Linked DNA regions of Mus musculus: all the other regions are linked to region 2. The links are chromatin loops, found by intact Hi-C in ENCODE. Cell type or tissue: heart. All regions are shown on one strand. Links, peaks and the distances in the headings refer to the core of each region. The heading gives the core; the rest is flanking DNA.

Region 1 (6,609 bases), core at 1,395-3,894, 110 kb before region 2:
ACTCGACAAGAGTGGACCTGTCATTGACAGAGGGTCTCTCCTCCTGGATTTCATCTGCTTTTTCTTATTTTAAGGAATGGGTGGGGGTGGTTTTATTTGCTGCTGTTGTCTGCTGTGGACTTGTGTTTATGCTCTGGTTGGTTTGTAAGCTCAGAACCCAACAAAACCGTGACAAGGTCATTATCGCTCAAGCACTTGCAGCCATTGAACAAGAGGCCTCCCCTGAAATTTGGCTGTCCATGCTTAAGACCTAAATGACATCTGAGTTCTCTGCTATTGCGTCCCACGGATTTGTGGATACATTGCACTGGGATGTAAGAGACTCAACGCTCATTGATCAGCACTTACACCTCGCTGAGGTTTACTAATTCGTTTTTTGGCTGGCCTCTTTTATAGAGTTCGCCCTAGGTCATTTAGCAGTTACTGTCACACAGTACTGCGGTATCCAGAGACGGGCAACTTTCCTCATGCACAGACCAACCTAAGACACAGGACCCGGTGGCGATAGGGTTACCCTATGACAGGAAAGGCTGTGAAATTGGAGGAATGACCTAAGACAGGAGCCACAGCAGATGGACATGACTGCAGACGCTTAGACCAGCCTCAAATTTTAATAAAATAAAAAGGGGGAGATGTGGAGAGCCATGCCGCGAGCAATCGTGTGAATGCCATGAGCAATCGCCATTATAAGATGGCGCTGGCTTCCACTGCGCCTAACTAGTAAATAAGCCTTATGCGCAAGTGCAAGAGTGAACTCACGCCTAGTCACTGCCCATCTCGCAGCATAGTAATGGGGTGATGGGCGAGCAATGAATCAGGAGCTGTCACACCACATCAGGTGCTGAAACATCACGCTGTGGGCTATATAAGCAGCGCCATTTTCCTGGTTCGGGGTCTTCCCTCCTGATAAGCAAGCAATAAAAGCTTTGCCGCAGAAGATTCCGGTTGTCCTGAGTGTGTTCTTGCCGGCGGGGACAAAAGCTCGGGATAACTTGTTAAACAAAGCAAGCAAGCAGGCAAGCAGGCAGCCAGCCAGCCAGCAAGCAATGGCCTCTATATGCCAGAAGCCTAGTTATAGAATGGTTTTAAGTGGCTCTGGATCCATCACCTCAAAGACTATTTTGTGAAATTTCCATAATAAAATGAAATCTTTTATGTAAATGAAGGTGATGTGGTAATAATAGTATACATATTTTTTAAAAATCAAAGGGAAAGATTGCTACTAATGTGTAGCTGTGTTTATCATATAGACTGGAAATGGCAAAATATTTTTCATCAAAATTTTGATTTATCAGAGCTTGAATCTAGGAAAAGTGCCACACTTGAAAATAAGTGCTACAATAGTAAACGTTTAAAGTAAATATTCACTATGTGCCAAATACTAGCAAGTGAATTACATTTTTAGTCCTTATACCCAACAGCTGTATGAGGAAAGCATCCCACTTTGATGGTTGGCACATTACAGTAACAAAGGATTAAATCAGGTGTCTCATATCTATGAGATATTAAACTGGGCATGGGAGTGTGGTACATTATACCCATGTACTCTGGCTTCAAAATAATGAGCTTTTAATTAGCTTGGCTGTTAGAGAAAGAGAGAAACAGAAAGAAAAGGAAAGGTATAATTGAACATGCAAAGGCATTAGCTAATACAACCATATCTAGTAAATAAAATTGACTATAAAAAGAGCCCTTGTACTTTCCTCTAGTTTCAAATATATGGCTGCATGGACCATGAAAGAAGAGCAGTGTGCCACACAGTAGGTTTACTCAAATAGTTTCTACCCCCAAACATTTTTTTATGGCCTTTCCTACATTCCCCTTAGTCACGGCTCCCCTATACTCAAACTTTTAACACAGACCATAACTCCAAAGGGCACTGTATGATAACTGCTGTTGTCTGGAGTACCTCTCGGCTGTAAATTCACAGCCTGTTCCTGTCCTGGCATAGGCCTTGTATTGTATTATGTGGACAATAAACAGTAATAGCAACAGGGACAAATGATCATTTAAAGGTATCAAATTACAACAGTGTCTACAGTCATCTTTACTTTTACTGGATAGAATGGGTCTTTAAAGATTGTTCAAGGTCCTAGGGCCCCAGAATATACAGAGTTTTTCAATAGGTAGTTGATTAATTACATTGAGTTATAAGGATATATGGGATTTATGACCCTTGTTAAATTGATGGAGTCATCTTGAAGCAGTTATCACTGATGACTGCCTATGGGTACCAAGTCTTGTGGATAGAAACTCAGAAGGAGTTGCAACCATTCACCATCTTCACCTTCTCCCTTAGGAAGCTGCTGGGGATAAAGACACATTTCTCCCATCCGGTCACATCCCCTCCCTTTCTTTCTTCCTTTCAAATTCTGTCATGGTGATAATTATAATGGAAAGTGCCTGTGATATCTAAATGTCTACAATAAAATCCATAATTTATTATCATTTTTCATAATTATGACACATACTATTTATCACACAACCACAATATAATCCTTACTTTGTCTAAAGGATACATGTTAGGATTATAATAATAATATAATTTCATAAGAAGTAGTGTCTTCTATATATACACAAACACTCAAAAAAAAAAACTAGACAGAGAAACCTAAAAAGTCTATTTTACTATGAGTGAAACTTCATTTTGGCAATTTCCAGAGCCTGGGATTTTTCTTCTTCATCTTTGAAGCACCATCCAGGGTACTTTTATGCTATAATAAAATAATACTGGCTCCATCTGGTGGTCAATAAGCCTCCAGCTTCATGAAATCAGTCAAAGTGTTTAGGGGTTACTGGAAATATAATTGCATACTGAAGTATCTAAGATCTGAGATTAACCAAGTTTAATCCCGTTTTATTTATTTTTTTCCCTCTACTTAGCCTCACTGTTTCATATTAGTAAGGGGTTTACAATAATTCTTAACAGAATTTTTTTCCTGTTTTTCTTTCAGCTAATCTGAGAAATGTGTAGGTAGCAAGTTTCTGAGAACAATTCAGTTAAAATGTATCCTGATTCTCAGATTGGATTCCAGATGGACTATAAAGTATAAAAATATCCACCGACCTCCAGCTGTATTTTCCATTAGACATTTGCACAACAGTAACCTGTGGGAGCCCAGAGCTAGGCCTTCTGTACATCTGCATTATAGTCAAAGCTTCATCTTGATTTTTAAATTATGTGTCAGAGGACTGCTTGCAGAACCACAACATGAAATATCAGTGCTAACAACTGTGAGGACTCTGCTAATTTTACAGATGGAGAAAATGAGGTTCAAAGACGTCAAGTGCACTAAACTGCAAGTTCCAGAAATCACGTTATTTAATTTGTTTTTGTTACATTCACTTATTTGTCTATGTGTGTGTGAGTACATGTGCCATGTTGCATAGGTAGAGGTCAAAGGACAACTTACAGGGTTGGTTCTGTTTTTTCACATGAAAGTCAAGGTTTTGCTCTGGTAGCAAACACCTTTACCCATAGACCATCTTTCTGTCCTACCTTATTTTTGAGACAGGGTCTGACTGAACCTATTGCTCAATGATCTGGCTCTAGGGATCAGCCTGTCTCTGCTCCTCAATGCTGGGGTTACAGGCATGTATTTGGCTTTTGTGTGGGGTCTGGGGAGTTGAACTCAAGTCTTCTTGCTTTCACGGCAAGTGTTTTGACCAGTGAGCTGTCTTCCCACCTGAGATAAGTTTTGTAACAGGCTGATGCCTCCACTCTACATTCACTCCCATGGATGCTTTCTCTCTGCAGGGAACACCCACTGTAGATACTTTCATTTTTAGTTTGGTTTTTTGAAACAGGCTTTGTCTGTGTTGCCCTGGTTGTTCCAAAACTCAGAGAGCTGTGCCTGCTTCTGCCTCCTGTGTGTTAGTGGCTGGCCTTGGGCACTGTATATTCAGTTGCTGATTTCTGTGTCCAGTCTGGATGCTAGCATTATCTGGTTATTGAACCATCTCCTGCATTGGTGTTGTGTAAAAAATGCTCCCCAATTTTCTCTGATTGGTTAGAAAAAGCTGCTCAGCCTATGCTGAATAGAGAAGATAGGAAGGCTGGACTTCTGATTCCAGCCACGGAACCCAGGGAGAGCAACCACATGAAGAGACCAAGAGTGGCCATGAGGCTCCAGGAGGAGTCAAGTGGGGAGTCACCAAGGGAGTTTCTATGAGGACACACATGGACCAGAGCAAGCCAGAGCAACACTCACACTGAAGGCAAAGCAGCTGGGAAGCAGACATTTTAGAATCGATGAAGATCTGCCCAGTCATAGTGCTTAAAGCTTGGTAATAAACTTAACAGGTCTTTGTATCAATTATTCTGGAGTTAGAGTAGGAACAGATAAGGCAATCATGCTTAAATTACAGTCAACACCTAAGTGCTGGATTAAAGGCATGAGCTGCCACATCCAACATTCACTGCTGATGTTTTCAACAGCTCAAGCAATCATGATCATTTAGAAAACGGAGTGTATCCTTGGCATTTAAAAAATGATCTAGAATCAGGTTGGAAAAATGGTTCATTAGTTAAAAAAGTATTTGTTGCTCTTTCAGAAGACTCAACCTCAGTTCCCAGGACCAAAGTTGCACGAAACCACCTGTACTTCAGCTTGAGGGGATCAGTAGCTTACCTCTGGCCTCTGTGCCTGCATGCACACGTGTGCCCACACACACAGGCTAACAATACATTTAAAAAATGTTCTCTAAGTATCTCTTTCCTACCTTCCTTCCTTCCTTTCACTTATTTTCCCATACTGTGTTAGATTTAAAAAAGTTTAAAAAATCCTTTTATCTAAAAATAAAATTTCACCATTTTTTCTCAGGATCATATTACTTTGTTTGGTTTATAATTCAAGTAACAGCTATTGTGTTAATAATGTATAGCCATTACAGGACTTAATTGAGGCTACTACAAAATATACTAAAATACATTTAAATTAATTGAGTTTATAATATATTAAAAAATAGGGAAAGTGGGGTGAGGTGGTGGAGGCTTAGTCAGGAGATGAACTAGCTCAAGGCCAGTCTTGGGTATGTAGGGAGAGCTTGCCTTTGAATTCAAGGGTTGGGAATGATAATTGCCCTGTACACACAGGTCCTGAGTTTAATTCCCCAGTACTGAAGGGAGAACTTAAATCAGTAAGGATGGAGTCTAAATAAAGAATATTAAATTGGGTTTTATTCATTAGTAAATAATAAATTTGCCCTATCTGACAAGTAACCCTTTCCCATATTTCTCCATTCTTCATGATTCCAAGAAAGAACTGTATCATACAAATGATTATTAAGGGCTACTGGGAATTACTGGGAGATATCAATAGCTTTTTAGTAAGGATCCAGCTTTGTACATATCAGCTATGGTTTGTTGCTCCTGTTCAATTCACAGCTTCCTTCACCAAGGCTGACTGATGTTCCCACATGTCCTACAGAGCACAGTGTACTTCTCCAGGTGTGTGACCCACAGCCCTCATAGTCTGATAGCCATTTGACAGTGATTCTGTGTCACCCTCCTATGCTGGATGGGGAAACTACAAATTATATATGTAGCATTGTAGCAAGAATGGAAGAGACAAACCCCAACCAACCCCTGCTCCGACCCCCGCTGCCAAATACCCGAAAAACAAAACCAAACGAACAAAACCCTTAAGTTCAAAATAAAAAGATTTCTGAAGCCAACCAGGTAAACTAAAAATATAGCTATTAAAATTGCCTGCATCTATGATCTCCCAGTAAACTAAAAACTGTAGAATATGTATGATTTTAGCAGTACTTAAAGGAAAGCTCTACTGCTTTTTTTTTTTTTTAATAATGAATGAATGAGATAACATTCTTCAAATACTTGCCAGAGTTTACATTAATCCTTAAAATACTTGCAAGTAAGGCGTGCCAAGACACGCATTATTTTTCCTCTGCGACCGGAGAAACTGAAGGAAGCAGTAAGTTTTCTAAAACTTACAACAACTTCCCCAGCAGCAGCACTTTTAGGACATGAGGTGACTGAGACACAGTGGGCTTTCCCACTTTACCTCCTGCAGCAGAAGGGCTATTCTTATCCCTATTGCACGCCTGAGGAAGCAGGGGTTCAGAGAGGTTAGGTCTCTTGCCTCAGGTTATAGGGCAAGATTACAGATGTGGAGGGCAAGGGTTTGAAACCCCAGCTTTCAGACTTCAAAGCCTGCTGCTTTTCTATCCTGTCACAAAGCAAACTAGTTAGGGTGGGTGGGGGAGGTGGCAGTGTGCACTGGAGGAAGGGAAACAGTGTTAGCTCCTGCCATGAAAGTTCGTACACTGGACAAGGAGTAAGGCATAATCTACCAAGGGAGGCAGAAGAAATAACACAGAAATTTTGAGGAAGCTTTTGGGAAGTTCACTCAGGTGAGTGAGTGGAAGCCAGACAGAGTGAGGCAGCAAAATGACCTTGTAGGAAAAAGACATTTAGCCACAGTAGATGCAAGAGACAGCGGAACCACTCTGTGAGGACAACTCACTGAAAGATGCATTTGAGTAAGACAGGGAACTCATTCTTTGAAAACAAAGACTGGATGAATAGGATGAGGAAGGAGAGGATGAGGAGATGAGACAGAACTGGGACCATGAAAGTGCTCCACT
Region 2 (6,609 bases), core at 2,673-5,172:
AGTCTTCTGTAACTAGAAATTCATATCCCTTTCCAGATTTTGCTAATGACGACTATACAGTCTTTTGTTATGTCTCCTTGCTCTAGAGTAAGACAAAGGTGGAAGGCAGAAAGATGATGATGAAATGTATTACATAATCACAGTGTCCCTGGCAATTCCCATCAACGCAGACTGTGGTAGATTCCATTGCTATTCCAGTCATTCCTATTCCTGCCGTCAAACTTCTAAGCTTCACTCAGAGGCCACCAAGCTTAACTACAGCTCCTGTTCTAGCCACTGAGATGATCAAGTAATATATGGGACGAGATGGCCACCTCAAGGCAGAAACCTTGCAGTCTAGATGAGTCTATCATCGCTCTCCTCTGCCATGTTAAGTTAGCTCTTAGGAAGCTGCATTCCAGGTCCTAGATAAAGCCAATATGGAGCTGACCCAGAGCAAGATAGCTGTTTGTTTTAAGCTACTGAAAAATTTCTCTGTGTATATATTTATGCATACAAATATTTATTTATCTGAGGAGATTATCTAAATTATTTATTCATTTCCATGTCTCCCTCCACCCTCCTCACGTTACATGCATTTGTGTGTGTTTGTGTGTGTGTGTGTGTGTGTGTGTGTGTATGCCTGTGTTGTATTTGAGTGTGTTGGCCTGTGTAGGTGGCCAGAGGTTAATGTCTCAATGTCCTCAATCATTTCTCCATCTTATTTCTAGAAATGGACTTTTGACTGAACCTGATGCTCTCTACTAGAAAGAAAATGCCATGCCAGGCATCTTTAGCTGGACACACTGACTGAGTCCTACTCTCTAGGCTCTGGAGAGGTGGAACAGGTCATTACAGCCTGGGCCCTGGCTTTGCTGCTAGATCGCCATAGACAAAAGTCAAGGCACTTTACCTTCTAGAACTCAGTGTTCTGGGATTCTTTGTTTCATTTGTAAAAACAAGGAAAATACTACAAAGTATATCTTGTATCTTTGTATATACCTTGTAGGTTTATTGTGGAGAAAAAATACTTGGCAAAGTGCCTAGCCATACTGGAAAGGCACAATAAGTGTGGGAAACCAAAACAACTCATTGGCTACAGAAACTACAAATATCCTCAATGAACATGCAAAATCCAAGAGATACCTGAAGGGTGGTAAAGGTCTCAAGAGTTAGGTGTTGATGGAGAGAAGACAGGCCTAGACAGAATCACAAGGTATCATTTCCCTCAGGCCCTTGTACAATGTGACAAGCTTAGTACAAAACAAAGACATTTGACTTGCTGGTGGCCCTTCTCATCCTCCTTTAAACTTTAAATGCACTTGCATGTTTAATCAACAGGTGGGTTCACAATGAGCAGTTAGGGATGACAAGAAAGCAACCAGTGTTTGAATCTTCTTCAGTGGAAACACATATTCCTGGATAGAATACGTCATCAAATGCTGAATGACTTAAAGAATGCTTTCCCGTAAAATTTCAATAATACATTTCAGATATGCAAGTCTATTCCCCATAAACAACAGATGGTACAAGATCAATAGACTGCAACTCTCATGGGTAATATGAATAAACATACTCTAAAGACATGCAAATGCCTCTTGTCTGTTTTGACAGGACACTCTTCCCACAATGTGCATTTCACAGCTTCCTGTCTGTCATATGGAAAGTAATGGTAAAGACAGTAGAGTTGTCACATTTCTGCAGCATTTGCTTGGGTTCGGTATAAGGCGTAGAGTGTGGTTTGAAGGTGACCCCTTGCATGGACTAACCAGTTCTCAGTGAACTGACCTGGCACTTTTTAAAGTAGTATATTATTTCAAACAGCTCAAGGAACAGTTTTATTGGGAATATCCAAAATTCTTGCAATAAAGACCCAAACAGAATAAAAGGAAACTTGCCAGAAATATTAAAGTATGATATGGTTTACATTACAACCAATACTATGCCAGAATTTTCACCATAACAGATAAAGACAGTAAAACAACCCATCTAGTCAGCTTGGGGAGACCAGCAGCATTAATCTGAAGAGCTGAGCTTGATGCACAAGTGCTAGTGTTTAAATAGTGGCTCCAGAAGATGCCTCATCTTACTAGAATGAAGATGACATGTATAAAACCATAGTATTTGTCACTATGTAGCCCAGGCTACCTCAAACTCATAAGTTTCCAACCTCGCCCTCTTGAATGCAGGGCTGCAGGCATGGACCACACCTCTGGCCCTCTTTTGCTTTTCCTAAGTTGATATTTGATTTTTTTGTGTAAAATACACATCACTTACTGCCTATGACACTTCGCACACATGTGAATGCGTCATATTTACTTTCTACAATTCTTAATCTTTCACAATTTGTGTTTGCTAAGAACAGAATATTTGAAGCTGGACAGTCAGTTCTTAAGTGTGAGAAGTCCAAGGTGAAGCAGCATGTAGCTGGTGAGGGCCTTTCGTGTGTGTCAGGTGACTGACAGAAGACGCAAGAGCTTCTTGCTTGATGTATGTGCATGAGTGTGTGAGGGAGGACCAGGCAGGCAAACTCTTTTATCCGTATCCACTGCCAAGATACCTAACCCACCCTTGAGTAATCGCACCAAGGTCCTCAAGCCCTAACAATCACTCCTTTAAGAACCCATCTCTCAATACTGCTGCACTTTGGCGATGCATCCAAACAACACCAATTAGACATCTGCAGATAGAAAGCACTTCTCCTGTATCTTTATGTTTCATAATAGCTCTTACATAGTGGCTAGAGGTAAGAGGAACAAATATTTGAAATTAAAGTTAAGAATAGAATGGCTACTTATGAAATACACATAAAAACCCAGCATCGAGTTCAAGTAAAAGCATGCAGATAGTATTAAAAGCAGGACTGAGTTAGACCTTATTATCTTCTGTCCAACTAAAATGTTTGCTGGAAACACATTTAGACCTCTATTACTTCAGACCAAAGAAATAATTGCAAGTCTTATATGTAGACTAATTATTGAGAATTTAAGCTATGCATTTGTCTCTTTCCCTCTTTTTACTGCCTGCTTCAGTCCACAGCACCGGTGTAAAGGAGGCAGCACCTCCGACTGCTCAGCTCCATCTCGGCCTCTAAGGTCTTGATGACATGGGGGAGACATTTGGAGGCCACACTTTGGGGGCCAAACTGCACATGTGAGTTGAGCTTTTAAATTTTTAAATTTTACTATGCTTTAAAAATTATACTGTCAGCTGGGCGGTGGTGACGCAAGCCTTTAATCCCAGCACTCGGGAAGCAGAGGCAGGTGGATTTCTGAGTTCGAGGCAAGCCCGGTCTACAAAGTGAGCTCCAGGACAGCCAGGGCTACACAGAGAAACCCTGTCTCAAAACAAAACAAAACAAAACAAAACAAAAACAAAAACAAAAACAAAAACAAATTATACTGTCATTTTAAAAATGTGTTATCTTTATTTTTTTTGAAATGTAATTACCAGGCTACTTTTTAAAAAATTGCTAATAAAACAAAATTTATGTACCATGTAAAACTTACACTTCCTACGTGTGATTATCAATCAAAAGTAGAACATATATGATAAGACTCACACAATCTGTAAGTCTGAGACTTAGAATGTTTTTGTGAGAGGTCTAGAATTCCTACAGGGGAAATAATTCAAATTTCTATGAGACATCCTAGTCAAACATTATAAACTCAACCAAGGAATATGAAAGGGACTGAATTTAGTGACAGCTTATTTTCTATCCAACCTTCAGGAGTTATGAAGGTATCACTTTTGACTTTATGTTAATATGTTTATATTTTCCATAATTTAAAGTTTAATTCCTCAACTTTAATATTTGTGTCTTACTACTTGGTACTATTACTGCATAGCAGAAATTACACAATAAAAGGCAGTAATTTCCTAGTGACTGCAACCATCATAACAAATGATATTTGACTAGTCTACTTGTTCCATCTGACATTAGTGTTTATTTTGAATCAGTACACAGATGCTAGAAATAGGAAGCATGACTAAATTGTAGCCTCTGAGTGCCACCTACAGGTGAACACAACTCATTACATTAAGCTTTAGGCTAAATTTCCAGAGATAATCCACAGCCGTGGGTTGACAGGAGAGGAAATAGACATTTTAAACTTTTATCCAGCCGTGGGTACACATGAGAAGAAATGAGAGTTTATGCTTTCTATGAGCCTATAAAATTCTGGTTAGCTTATTTAGTCATAGACCCTCTTCTGAGAGAGGAGTGAAGGATATGGACAATAAACCTTTGAGTGAATACAGAAGTGGTTAGAAATAAATGTTTGCTTCATATTTTCTAAGAATATTTACCAATTACTTTACTTAAAAGACAAAAATCAATTAATATCCACAATGTTTATATTCACTCGAAACTTAAAAATAAACATATCTATTTAAAATGTACTTATTTAAAAGGACCTCTAAAATACAGAAGTCAGAAGACAACTTACGGGCATCAGTTTTTTCCTTCTACCATGTGACATCCTTACTAAAATCTATAACCACTTTTAGAGAATTAATTGTCCTAAATTCACTTTCCTTAGCAGGCTTACAAGTACTTTTAAAAAAGGGGTTTTCCCCTAATACTGCGAATGTACAAAGTACTCATAAACATAATAGTTTAGAATTTAATGTATGTTACAATGTGTCAAAAGTAAACTTGTAACGCACTAAGTTTCCAGTGACAGAAGGGACGTGCTCTGGATTCACACTTCACCCTTATGGAAGGCTCCCTTTAGGAGTGACAGAACCTGTTAAGGCAGCCACCACCTCCCATGCTCAGACAATGACAAATGTCCATCAGTCTTCTCTCTCCTCACCAAGTGTGAGTGGCCTTCCACTGTGCGATGCTGCATGTCCACACCCCAGTATGATGTTGTGTGCTGACTAAGCTTTTGGGGAGGTAACGTAGACTCTATGATGAAATCAGTACAAACCAAATTGGTTAGCACTCTGCTCTTTGACTATAGCTTCTACAAACCATGACCAATAGGAATTGCTTTTTTTTTTAAGATTTATTTATTTTATTTATATGAGTACATTGTAGCTGTCTTCAGACACACCAGAAGAGAGCATCAGATCCTATTACAGATGGTTGTGAGCCACCAGGTAGTTGCTAGGAATTGAACTCAGGACCTTTGGGAGAGTAGTCAGTGCTCTTAACCGCTTAGTCATCTCTCCAGCCTAGGAATTGCTTTCTTAATTAGAACTTTCATCAGTTTTTTTTTTTTAAGCTGCCACAGATTACCACCTATCAATCAGTCTCCTTATTAACTATAATCAATTCATTCCTCACCTACTAACATCTCAGTGCTCCCAGCATCCTTATGGTCAAGGTCATATGCCTACACTATCCACTCATGTCACGTCTGCACAGCATGACCACACACAAATGACAATTTTTGAAAGACAACCCTTTATGGTAAGGATGAACACAATATTGAAAAATGCAATGTTTTTTCATATGAAGCAAACCATTTTTAGTCACTTATGAGAAGTGCATTAAAACTATGCCTTAATTAGTTCTTATAGAAAATTCAGTTGTATTAAATTATAACTTAGTTACATGGCATATAATTATTTTAAATTGTATTGAAGCCAACAAGATAGAGTTCAGAATTTAAGAAATATCCAAACATACATACTTAGATATACCATATATTAGTGTTAGCTTTGCCCACTAAATGTTTTTAAAAACGAAAAAAAAGAAAAAGTTGTATTTTAAGCCTAATCTAAAATAAATAAAAAATTTAAATATATATACCTTAAAAAAGAGGGAAAAGATTAAAACCTGTTCAACAATAATTATTTGAATTGCAGGAAAACTTGCTGCCCAGACGAGAAATGAAGCAGCCTGTAAGCTCGCTGCTGAGCACAACAAGGACGTCCTCAGGAGAAGCTCTGCGGCTCACTTTTCATTTTGGTTAACAAAGCAAATATTCAGGGAAGTCTGCGAAGGAAGGAATTGCCTCGATGTTTAAGCTTCCCCCACGAGGCTGGGAAACACGCACACAAAGTTACTTATGAAGTTCTATTGTACTGCATGCATCGACTGAAGAAAAGACGTCCCATGTCTTTGTAATACAGTGATTTTTAAGATGTATACCCTAGATTTGTAAAAAAGAGTCATGTAGGGAAGAAGGGGGGCTTTAAACTGAGTCAAATTTCAAAAGAGCAAAATGTTAAGGCACAAAATCCAACAAACTTTTAACACCACACAGAACTTCCTGCCGTTACTGAAACTTATTCCAGAATGCCAATGACAGGTGTGAGGATTTAGTCAATCGGACTTGAAAAGACATCTAAGAATGGGTTCAGCCCACTTTACTCACCATTTGGAAAAATTTTACTCACGTAAATTTTTGAGGATGTCTCCCATATAAATCACTCAATGTTCTCATTGGTATTAGTAAACACAATTTCGTACATGCAGCTAATATACTGTTTACTGTACATTAAATTTACTCTGATTCTGGTCTCTTTAGGTCATAAAGACGCTGGTTTTCACAGCTGGAGCAGTTAACAAGCATTATGCAATTGTGAGTTTACAGTTTAGTGAACAGAATACCGGTCCCAGCTGGAAAAGAGAGGCGTAAGAAGAGAGCACAGATGCCCAGAGCACCGTCCTGACTC
Region 3 (6,609 bases), core at 2,674-5,173, 180 kb before region 2:
ACTTACTTATTTACTTTATTTATATGAGTACACTGTTACTGTCTTCAGACACAACAGAAGAGGGCATCAGATCCCATCGCAGATGGTTGTGAGCCACCATGTGGTAGCTGGGAATTGAACTCAGGACCTCTGGAAGAGCAGTCAGTGCTCTTAACTGCTGAGCCGGCTCTCCAGCCCCACCCCGTGTCCTTTAAAGTGTCATTGTTTCCTTGGTGGATCAGAGTGCTGTGTTCGGGGTAACCTTTGCTGGGACCTCCCCAGCAGCTGTCCCATAACAGGAAGTGGTAAGGATGAGCCTTCCACAGCCTCATCTGTCTGCGGCCCTAGAGGCTGTTGAGTCATGGCAGGGAATTTATTTCAAATAAAACCCAGCATAAAGCAAGGGCTGGAGGAAGGTTCTCCACCCACCTCCCGTTCCAAATTCCACTCAGGTTTGGAACCGAGCTGAACAATTTTCATTTTGAAAGATGAAAAGGTGGAAGAAAGAATTCGGCCTCTTTTTTTTTCTTTTTTTCCCCCCCTAACAGTAGAGAAAGATAAGCATCTCTCTCCAAAGGTTCAAGGTCATGTTTACTCCTCTGGAATTCTCCTCGCCAGTTGTTTTTGCAGCACAATGCTACCCATGAGGCCTAACCCAAGAGAACCAGACATTCCCGACTGACTCAAATAATTCCGTCTTCTGACTGTAACCTTCTGGCACCTCCACGGTTTCCAGATTTGTTCCAGTTTTCATCACACCCTGGGATGCCGAGTGGCAGGATCAAGCACAAGATGCCTTCTTCACTGCCCGGCTGGTTGCCTGCCTACCACCAGGCTGCAGATACAGGGTGCAGAGCATCTAGAGTGAAACAAAAATTCCATTCAAGGATTTCGTTCTCGTCCACACATGAGAGGCAGAAATGGTTTTATGGTTTATTTTCGTGATGGGACATCTTAGAAAGCAACAAAAGGTGAATTCCTAATTGGCAATTATTGATTGTTGAGGAACTCATTTTTGCCTGATTAAGGGAGTCACTAAAAATCCCACACAAACCCGTCAAAAAGACTTCGTCTTGCCGTAGTCACTAGGGGAAAGGAAAATGACAATATGGATTGTTAAGCCATGTGACTTTCAACTACAGAGCAATTTGACTCTTTTTCTGAAGGCAAGTCATGTCTCTAGAAACCCCGAACAGTAACGCTAAATCCTTTCCACTTTTCTTAGGTGGATGCAGACATGATCGCAGCTGGGAGCTGGGATGTCTGTGTACACGTGATACAGCGTAGTTGTTTCTGTTCTCGGTCTACAAGAGACAAGAGATGACTTTCTGAGACTGGGGTGAACCCTTCCATACTGTGTCTGTCCCATGCAGGCCAGGCTCATTGCACTTAGGTACTCTGGGATAATTGCCCCCTTGCCAAACATACTCCTCTGAATTATTTCATAAAACCACTTGATAAATGGCTTTATCAAGGCCATTGTGTCTTGAAGAACTTAAATTAGTCCCAGCTGAGTTTCTCTTCAGTTAAAATAGATTTAAGTAAAATGTAAGCGTAAAGCTGTTTCCATTTTAACGGCTGAAGCACATTCTGGCACCAAGCGCACCACCTTCTTTAGACATTTATGACTTTTGTGTTTGTTGGAAGCGAACGAGACCTCAGGTGGCTGTATCTACTTCTTATATTTATGACTTTTGTGTTTGTTGGATGCAAACAAGTTCTCGATTTTCTATCTGTAAAATAAAACAAGAACAGCTGCTTCATAAGGCTCTCGGAGTGATTAAAAGAGCTAACGTACCCTGAGCACTGGGCACGCAGGGGCACGCAGGGGCACGCAGGGGGCACGCAGGGGCACGCAGGGGCACGCAGGGGGCACGCAGGGGCACGCAGGGGGCACGCAGGGGCACGCAGGGGGCACGCAGGGGCACGCAGGGGCACGCAGGGGATGCTTCTGAACTGTTTAATCCCTTCACCTCAGTGCAGATGCACACACGTGGTATGTGTGGCTGACTTAACTGTGTTAGTTTCTGTTTTCAAGTGACCATGCATTGTAAAACAATGAATTTTATCAGTAATTCAGAGGTGTGTGTGTGCGCGTGTGCGCGCACGCACTCTACCTACCTTTTAACCATTTACTTGGGGGTATGGCTTATTGGGAAAAGCACTGGTCTAATGTGCAAGATTTTATCCCAACACCACAAGATAAAGCCAAAGAACTAAATCTAGAGTTTTATCTTAGTTTCTCTGAGGTGCCCGGTCCTTTCCCATGCTTTCCCCACATGATTCTTTCTTGCTCAGCTGTGCACGTTTGTAGACTTCTTTCTTGTATTGCGTGCTCCTCCCCCACTGGCCATCCTGTTTCCTTTTCTAATAATCTCACCTTTCCTTTAAGGCTCCTTCGAAATGTCCTTTTATCTATGAAATCACCTTCAATTCCCTTAATGCAAAAATAATCTCTAGCTCACAGTCATTTTCGTGGCACTTAAAAAAATACAACTTTACATCTAAAATAGGGCCAATGAAGAAAAGCTGCAAAGGTTGCAGAGATGTCTCTCACGTACACCTTAGGCCAGTTCTCTAATGTTTACATCTCAGCATGGTAGATTTGTCCAAACTAAGAAGTGTTAGTTCAATCTAGAAGGGAGGGAGGAGTGGAGTGGGGTATTGTGTTGTTTTTAGAACGAGATAGTTCTCCGACAGAAGAACCACCAGAGAGCCGACCATTTAGATCCTACCACGGGTGGCAGCTATTTCCCCTGAGATTTCATCTTCCCTGAGTATCGATGGGTGGTTTATAGTTTCGAAGAGAAGGAAAGGACATTTTCTTAGGTGGTATAACCCCTGGCAGGGACCTCACTTTTGCACATGATCTTTAGCCAGCTAACCTAGGATAGAATAAGAAACCAGGGCTGGCGAGATGGCTCAGTGGGTAAGAGCACTGTCTGTTCTTCCAAAGGTCCAGAGTTCAAATCCCAGCAACCACATGGTGGCTCACAACCACCCGTAATGAGCTCTGACGCCCTCTTCTGGTTCGTCTGAAGTCAGCTACAGTGTACTTATGTACCATAATAAATAAATCTTTGAAAAAAAAAAAAGAATAAGAAACCAAATAAAATACAGTGCTGGAACAAGAAGAGGAGGAAGAGGAGGAAAGGGGAGGAGGAGGAGAAGAAGAAGAGGGGAGGAGGAGAGGGGAGGAGAAGAAAAGAAGCAGATAGAGGAGTATCTGGGAAGAGGGGATCAGCGGGAGGCTGAGGGGACGAATGTGCTCAGCACACAAGTCTCACAGTGAAAATGGCCATTCTTTAAAATTAAAGATTACCACCTAACTTTTGCACTTTTCATGTAAATTGTAACTGCCTGTGGACTCTAAGCTCCCTGAGGTCAGGCCTTGTGGTCCCAAGCTTACCTTCTCTGTAATATGTCCAAGAGTTTGCTTACTGTGGATCACAAAGTAGACACTTAAATAATGCTGCCGGTGAAGTGGGAGTGGGCGATGGCCTCAGCTGCCAACCTCCATCAAATCCCGTCTTATATTTTGCTTTTTTTTTTTAAATTACACTTATTAAAGCAGGACAAATGCATAGAAAAATATGACTATAAATAAACCCAACGAATTGTGGCAGAATGAAAATTACCACCCGGTTCCTCAAATAGAATGCTTCCTGCACTCCAGCAGCCCCCGGGAGTCCCGCCCAGTAACGACTGCCCATCATCTTGACTTCTTGTCCTGTCCTCACTTTCATTTTAATAACAGGACTCGGTTGTTGCGGTAATAGTTATAACGCAAACCACGTTTACACTATAATTATATCCAGACAAAGTGGCATGAATCTATTAAAATTTTAAAAAGTCACTGACTCAGGCAAGTGCACTGCAGTAGACATTCCAACAAGCAAACAATGCCCATTGTCCTCGTGGCTGACACAGCCTCTGCTTTGAGGCTGAGCTCGCGGTTGGGTGTACCCGCTTAGGACTGAGGGCATTTCCGGTCCTGACAACGGCAGGCCAGTGTAGGAAGCAGGACATAAACCATTTTCGTTTCTGTTCCCTTAGAAACACACGGAACAAAATAAAGTTTGCCAGATGGAAATATACAAAACCACTGAGGAAATAAATGTTATTTTTAAGTTTCTAAGAAGGTATCACACGTAACTGGGGTGGGGGTGTGGGTGGAAAGAATTCAAAAGCTGAGTGACCTTTACCGAGACAGCAGAGCAGGGTCAACTAGTGTCTAGGGGATGTGACTGAGGGGAGCTGACCTCATTGGACAGGATGAGAATGGAGTTGGCTTTCCTCCAACCCTGGGTGAGCTAGATGGCCAGAAGGAAAGCATCCTTCAGAAATGGGAACGGGGAAGAACCCTCATGGACCAAAAGAAGTGAGTGGGCGTGGAGATCTGGGGCTGGTAGGTTTGTTGCTGGTGGGTGTCAAAAGGCTGGGTCTTTTCTCTCAGACGCTGATGGAGGTCATGGTGAAAGTCAAGTGAACTAAGTAGGTGACAGCCACACTGCCAGGAAAGGGAGTTGCTCTGAAGAAACAGGGAGACTGCTAGTCGCCAAGTCTGGGAGAACCGCCATGATTGTCATCTTTAGGACCCTTATGTCACTGTTACGCTGGTGGGTCTCAGCTGGCTCAGGAACTGATGGCTTTGTTGTCGCAAACTTGCCAACTACTTTATAAATCTAGACAGAGTGTGGATTGTTGGTCAGTCTAGCCTTCCTCACAGATTAGTATTCAGAACGCTGGCTCTGCTGAAGACAAAGTTTGTGACATAGTATCTCTCATAAAGAGGAAGTCAACTGTTGCAAGACTTCCTGATGAAGTGTCAGTCCTAAACAACACCCCTGGACAGGGAGAACCATGAGCAGGGTCCCATGCCCTTTACTAACCAGGATAAAATAGCAACAGGGTGTCTAAGACTTGACAAAAGGCCTCCTGGGGACTGGATCAAAGAGGGCCTAATTCCGATACTCCTCAAACTATTCCACAAGATAGAATCAGAAGGTACTCTACCCAATTCATTCTATGAAGCCATAATTACTCTGATACCTAAATGACACAAAGACCCAACAAAGAAAGAGAACTTCAGACCAATTTCCCTTATGAATATCAATGCAAAAATACTCAATAAAGTTCTCGAAAACCGAATCCAAGAACACATCAAAATGATCATCCATCATGATCAAGTAGGTTTCATCCCAGGGATGTAGGGATGGTTCAATATACGGAAATCCATCAACATAATCCACTACATAAACAAACTCAAAGAAAAAAACCACATGATCATCTCCTTAGATGCTGAGAAAGCATTTGACAAAATCCAACACCCCTTCATGATAAAAGTCTTGGAAAGATCAGGAATTCAAGGCCCATACCTAAACATAATAAAAGCAATATGGAGCAAACCAGTAGCCAACATCAAAGTAAATGGAGAGAAACTTGAAGCAAACCCACTAAAATCAGGGACTAGACAAGGCTACCCACTCTCTCACTACCTATTCAATATAGTACTTGAAGTCCTAGCCAGAGCAATTAGACAACAAAAGGAGATTAAAGAAATACAAATTGGAAAGGAAGAAGTCAAAATATCACTATTTGCAGATGATATGATAGTATATATAAGTGACCCCAAAAATTCCACCAAAGAACTCCTAAACCTGATAAATAGCTTCAGTGAAGTAGCTGGATATAAAGTTAACTCAAACAAATCAATGGCCTTTCTCTACACAAAGCATAAACAGGCAGAGAAAGAAATTGGGGAAACAACACCCCTCACAATAGTCACAAATAATATAAAATACCTTGCAGTGACTCTAACTAAGGAAGTGAAAGATCTGTATGATAAGAACTTCAAGTCTCTGAACAAAGAAATCAAAGACATCTCAGAAGATGGAAAGATCTCCCATGCTCACGGATTGGCAGGAGTAGTATAGTAAAAATGGCTATCTTGCCAAAAGCAATCTACAGATTTGATGCAATCCCCATAAAAATTCCAACTCAATTCTTCACAGAGTTAGAAAGGTTAATTTGCAAATTCATCTGGTATAACAAAAAACCTAGGATAGCAAAATCTATTCCCAACAATAAAAGAACTTCTGGTGGAATCACCATGCCTGATCTCAAGCTGTACTACAGAGCAATTGTGATAAAAACTGCATGGTACTGGTACAGTGACAGTCAAGTAGATCAGTGGAATAGAATTGAAGACCCAGAAATGAACCCACACACCTATGATCACTTGATCTTTGACAAGGGAGCTAAAACCATCCAGTGGAAAAAAGACAGCATTTTTAACAAATGGTGCTGGCTCAATTGGTGGTTAGCATGTAGAAGAATGCGAATTGATCCATTCTTATCTCCTTGTACAAAGCTCGTCTAAGTGGATCAAGGACCTCCACATAAAACCAGATACACTGAAACTATAGAGGAGAAATTGGGGAAGAGCCTTGAAGATATGGGCACAGGGGAGAAATTCCTGAACAAAACAACAATGGCTTGTGCTGTAAGATCAAGAATCGACAAATGGGACCTCATAAAATTGCAAAGCTATTGTAAGGCAAAAGACAGCGTCAATAAGACAAAAAGGCCACCAACAGATTAGGAAAGAATCTTTACCAATTCTAAATT

The links. A loop is a pair of places that touch in the nucleus more often than their neighbours do. Peaks named below come from ENCODE experiments on the same cell type or tissue, not always from the same donor. Only the 100,000 strongest peaks of a DNase experiment are listed, where the experiment ranks them.
Region 1: a loop joins it to region 2, with 5 times the contacts of the local background. A loop is called at or near these places in 13 of 42 quality-filtered maps.
Region 3: a loop joins it to region 2, with 3 times the contacts of the local background. A loop is called at or near these places in 6 of 42 quality-filtered maps.

The regions. Positions count from the first base shown.
Region 1 is chr13:104,678,658-104,685,266 of GRCm38, forward strand. All of the region lies in intron 11 of Cwc27 (CWC27 spliceosome-associated protein), which reads right to left. Among named protein-coding and RNA genes, the nearest start is that of Cwc27, 130 kb to the right of the region's middle. In heart, for the core only: a CTCF peak has its summit at 2,752 (motif pointing left); no DNase peak of the experiment used is centred there; H3K27ac peaks cover 360 bases.
Region 2 is chr13:104,785,888-104,792,496 of GRCm38, forward strand. The region is part of intron 10 of Cwc27 (CWC27 spliceosome-associated protein); the gene reads right to left. Among named protein-coding and RNA genes, the nearest start is that of Cwc27, 28 kb to the right of the region's middle. In heart, for the core only: a CTCF peak has its summit at 4,001 (motif pointing left); no DNase peak of the experiment used is centred there.
Region 3 is chr13:104,606,718-104,613,326 of GRCm38, forward strand. No RefSeq gene overlaps it. Among named protein-coding and RNA genes, the nearest start is that of Cwc27, 210 kb to the right of the region's middle. In heart, for the core only: no CTCF peak of the experiment used is centred there; DNase peaks (open chromatin) are centred at 3,694, 3,934 and 4,304; H3K27ac peaks cover 296 bases.